Linked DNA regions of Mus musculus: region 2 is linked to region 1. A link is a loop called in an ENCODE intact Hi-C map of the cell type or tissue named here. Cell type or tissue: heart. All regions are shown on one strand.

Evidence for each region. Hi-C counts contacts between places; a loop is a spot of excess contacts. Peaks named below come from ENCODE experiments on the same cell type or tissue, not always from the same donor. Only the 100,000 strongest peaks of a DNase experiment are listed, where the experiment ranks them.
Region 2: a loop joins it to region 1, with 2.6 times the contacts of the local background. A loop is called at or near these places in 2 of 42 quality-filtered maps.

Annotation. Positions count from the first base shown.
Region 1 is chr7:105,169,472-105,171,971 of GRCm38, forward strand. No RefSeq gene overlaps it. Among named protein-coding and RNA genes, the nearest start is that of Olfr685, 11 kb to the right of the region's middle. In heart, a CTCF peak has its summit at 1,450; no DNase peak of the experiment used is centred here.
Region 2 is chr7:105,224,738-105,227,237 of GRCm38, forward strand. No RefSeq gene overlaps it. Among named protein-coding and RNA genes, the nearest start is that of Olfr687, 1.7 kb to the right of the region's middle. In heart, a CTCF peak has its summit at 1,541; no DNase peak of the experiment used is centred here.

The sequences.
Region 1 (2,500 bases):
TTTGGTTCCTTGGTTTCTGTTTCTTCTCTGGATTTTAGGTGGATGTGGTAGCTGTATGATGCCTGTTAGAAATTTTTCTGTGGACCTGACAGGCATGACCACCAGGGGCTCCAGGTACAATGTGTTTCTGGATATTGGGTGTTGACGCTTAGGAATGGTTCTAGGATAGGATCTGAGGGCATTCACAGGAGAGAAGAAAGCAGAGTGTTCCACCAAGATCTGCTCAGTTAGCCTCCTTGTAATGGGGGTAAAGAATAAAATAAGTCACTCCAGAAGGCCTGCCATAGAGCTTGGGATGAGACTGGGATTTGGATCTTGAGAAATAGTAGGAGAGGGGAAGATCTGAAGACAACCTGTCTGCTTCTCTAGTAGGAGTGGCTAGGGGAGTTAGCAGGGTGTGCCTGCTACAGGTGGTGCTGGGATAAAGCAATTAGTGGTGAAGGGGGGTTAGGAAAGGATGATCTGTGGAATCTACAGATGTGGGCAGTGAGGGAAGGAAGGCTGCAGCAGGTGTTCCACTGAAGAGTTAGGGATGAGACTAGAGGATTGAATTCGGAAGGATAGAGGGATTGATAAAGGCCTTCAGTTAGCATATCTGGCTTGCTCAACTGGTGTATTCCCAGGGGATGCCTGCTGGTGTTGAAAGCTGAGGTAATGTAATGATTTGGGGGAGAAGAGCCTTCTGATCCATTTGGGATAAGGTCAGAGAGGAAAGTAGGTGCTCTGCTGTAGAGGTAGTAATGAGACTGGGCCCTTGGATCTGGGGGAGCAAAATGAGAGGTGAACATCTGTATCAGCCTGCTTGCTTCTCTGATGGGAGTTTTACAGGCTATTTTGCCCATAAATCCTTCTAAAAGTAGCTTATCTATAAGCAACTAACCATGTTTTTAAAAATCAATAAATAATACTTAGCTATAGATGATGAACTAAATTGATGTAATTGTAGCTACAAATGATGGCATATATCCTTAGATCTAAAACTTGGGAAACATGAGGATACCAATTTTAAGAACTACCTGAGCTATATAGTTAATGCCAGGTTTCATAGTAACACACTGTTTCTATAGTTAAATGAACAAATAAACTTATTATGTATTTCATTTATATATATATACAGATATTGATAAAGTAATAGATTGTTAAATACCAAGAGTTTATACTGCCCTGGTGAAGGCTTGACTAATATGATTTGGTTTGATATTAGCTTTAAATGTCACCAAGGAAAGAAAATCAGAGCATGTGTTTTATTGTTTTTGATCTATTGAATTAACCACTAAAAGCCCCATATGCGTTATAAGTAGGAAGTACAGAATCTTCATGAAGTGACTGGCCCACACATAGGTTTTAGAAATCCCTCAGTGACTGCTGAAACAGAATTGTCAGCCGACTTTCAAACATGAAATAGCAGTGCAGAACTATAATTCGCTCCTTACTGTTATTCTCAATCATAGCCACACGAAGGCACTGTTGCCTTGCCAATAATGAAGAGTCTTCTTCCTTGCAATAATGCTATTGCTTACTCCTATTGGCTGTACAACTTTGACATTCCAAACTTTGTTGTCACAGTCAGCCTGTATTAGCAAAGAGACCTCTCATAGATTTCCTGTTAAGTGACAAAATGTGGAGCCTGGAAAGATGATTCAGAGGCTAAAAGCATTTCCTGCTCTTTCTAAAGATTGGAGTTCACAATCGCCTGTAACTGCAGATCCCATACCCTCTTATGGCTTCCACTTGGATGTGCACACACACACTCACACACACACATACACACACACAGACACACACACATCAGATAGATAGATAGATAGATAGATGATACATACATACATACATACATACATACATACATTATAGATTCCTTCAAAAGATATTTACAAATTTTCTATATATCACCAATTTGAAATTTTACTTCATTTTATCTACTCAACAGAGTGTTCAAAGGCTTCTGCTAGAACAATATCATAGTGTAGGAACCTCAAAACAAGCAACTCTTTTCTTCATCTGCATTCCCTGTCATCTTTACCTGTATGTGAGTTTGCTTCTGGGCCTGTCTAATTGTCTGGCTTGCTCCGTCAACCATCTTCACTGAGACCGGTAACTTGTGGGAAAACTGAGTGATACCCAATGGCATCACTTGTCGTCCAACTTTGTTAAAGTCCATTTCTGTGGTATTTAACATTTGAGCATGAAAGTCAGAAAAACTGAAAGAAGGAGGCAAACCCTGAAGTTACTGCTGTGTTTCACACTGTAAAACGTAATTTCAAACTTCTAAAACTGGGTTGACTGTATCAGTTGGCATGTAAATAGCATCTAGGATGTATCAGGCAAGAATTCGCTGAAGAACCACATAATCCGATCTTTCTCAACTTGTTCTAACAAAAGCATTCCATCCAACACAGAGTAGCACAGGTTAATGTATTTCTTGTCATGCACACAGTCATAGGCACCTTCAGGATGTGATCTCTAGGGTAGGATGGAGGGCTGACTGTATGTTTGGCTG
Region 2 (2,500 bases), 55 kb after region 1:
GATTTGCATTTCCCTGATGATTAAGGATGTTGAACATTTTTTCAGGTGCTTCTCTGCCATTCGGTATTCCTCAGGTGAGAATTCTTTGTTCAGTTCTGAGCCCCATTTTTTTAATGGGGTTATTTGATTTTCTGGAGTCCACCTTCCTGAGTTCTTCATATATATTGGATATTTGTCCCCTATCTGATTTAGGATAGGTAAAGATCCTTTCCCAATCTGTTGGTGGTCTTTTTGTCTTATTGACGGTGTCTTTTGCCTTGCAGAAGCTTTGCTGTTTCATGAGGTCCCATTTGTCAATTCTCGATCTTACAGCACAAGCCATTGCTGTTCTATTCAGAAATTTTTCCCCTGTGCCCATATCTTCAAGGCTTTTCCCCACTTTCTCCTCTATAAGTTTCAGTGTCTCTGGTTTTATGTGAAGTTCCTTGATCCACTTAGATTTGACCTTAGTACAAGGAGATAGGAATGGATCGATTTGCATTCTTCTACATGATAACAACCAGTTGTGCCAGCACCATTTGTTGAACAAAACACCCATGGAAGGAGTTACAGAGACAAAGTTTGGAGCTGTGGCGAAAGGATGGGCCATCTAGAGACTGCCATATCCAGGGATCCACCCCATAATCAGCTTCCAAATGCTGACACCATTGCATACACTAGCAAGATTTTGCTGAAAGGACCCAGATATAGCTGTCTCATGTGAGACTATGCCGGGGCCTAGCAAACACAGAAGTGGATGCTCACAGTCAGCTATTGGATGGATCACAGGGCTCCCAATGGAGGAGCTAGAGAAAGTACCCAAGGAGCTAAAGGAATCTGCAACCCTATAGGTGGAACAACATTATGAACTAACCAGTACCCCGGAGCTCTTGACTCTAGCTGCATACGTATCAAAAGATGGCCTAGTTGGCCATCACTGGAAAGAGAGGCCCATTGGACACACAAACTTTATATGCCCCAGTACAGGGGAACGCCAGGGCCAAAAAATTGGGAATGGGTAGGTAGGGAAGTGGGGGGGAGGGCATGGGGGACTTTTGGGATAGCATTGGAAATGTAATTGAGGAAAATACATAATAAAAAAATATTAAAAATTTTTTTAAAAATTGTTTGCTTCAGCAGATAACAACTGACACTTTCTTTTATACACACACACACATATATATATATCAGCTTTAATTAAAAGCAAACAAAATAAAAATTAAAAAAAATAACAAAATCTTTTAAAATAAAAATATTAATAACAAAAAATGTCTTTTGTCTTTCTGTTTAATAAAATCATTAACTGATTCTGAACTTGTTTTCTGTGACAGATTTCAAGGTCCAGGTGCATCTGTGTGTGACCCACCTTGCTCTGAGAAGACCCCCACAGCTTCTGTGCTCAACCAATGGAATTGCATGCCCAGCTGCTCATAACAAGATGGCTTCACAGAGCTGCCAGAGAGGTCCCCAAGGTGCCAAGCTGTACTGCTCTCTGCTTTTTTTTTTTTTTTTTTTTTTTTTTTTTTTTTTGCAGTCCTGGCTCTTTACCACAAGGCAGCAGCCTAGTACCACCCAAGAAGTGTGGAGGGCTGAGCAAGCCACTCCAATCCAGCTTAGAGGTCTCATGGATGGCAGAGTGACTGGCTGGCTTGTGAAGTTTATTATTGTTGTGTCTGTGGTGCCTGCCCTCAGCAGGTAGGATGCAGATGGAATGAGAAGGAAGAGGGAGAGGCTGTAGCTCTTGCCATCCCTGGTGGGTTCTGATGGATTCCCATTTACTATGGTTGTGGCTCCTTCACCCTGCCTGCACTGAGTGCTCTTGTACATAGAACAGAATACTGAGTGATTGTGCAGTCAGGCTTTAAAGACCTACAGTGTGCCATTTGCCTTGATTGTAGACATTTTGGTGCCTTGCCACTTTACCCATGATGTGGGAACTAGGGGGAAAGTTAGAAAAAGCCTACCTTCATGTCATCTAGACATTTGTACTAATGTTTTTGCAGAGGCAGGAGGGACAGTTTTCATCTCATGGGGACATTCAAAGGGACTTAGTTTTATAGCCTGAGAATCTAAGTTAAAATTCTGGCTGTTTTAGCTCTAGGATAGCTTTTTGTTCTGTCATCATGGCAGACAGAGCTCTCTCTTGTAGCTTACACCCCTTATCACACCACCAAACATGTTCATGGACTGAAAATGTAACATTCTGATAATATGCCCAAGTTGTTCTAAAGACACATAGATGAGAACCTAGCAGACTTCTTTGTACAAATTGATAAGTTAGGGCTGCTGAGGTGACTTGACAAATTAAACCTGATGACCTGAGATTGGTCCCTGGAGCCAAAATGGTTTAAGGAAAGATCTTATTTCCACAAGAGTCCCCTGCTTCTACAGAGATGCTGCAGGCCCATATGTGTGCTCTCTCTTGTTCTCTCTCTCTCTCTCTCTCTCTCTCTCTCTCTCTCTCTCTCTCACACACACACACACACACACACACCCCTTCCAAACACTAACATACTCAATA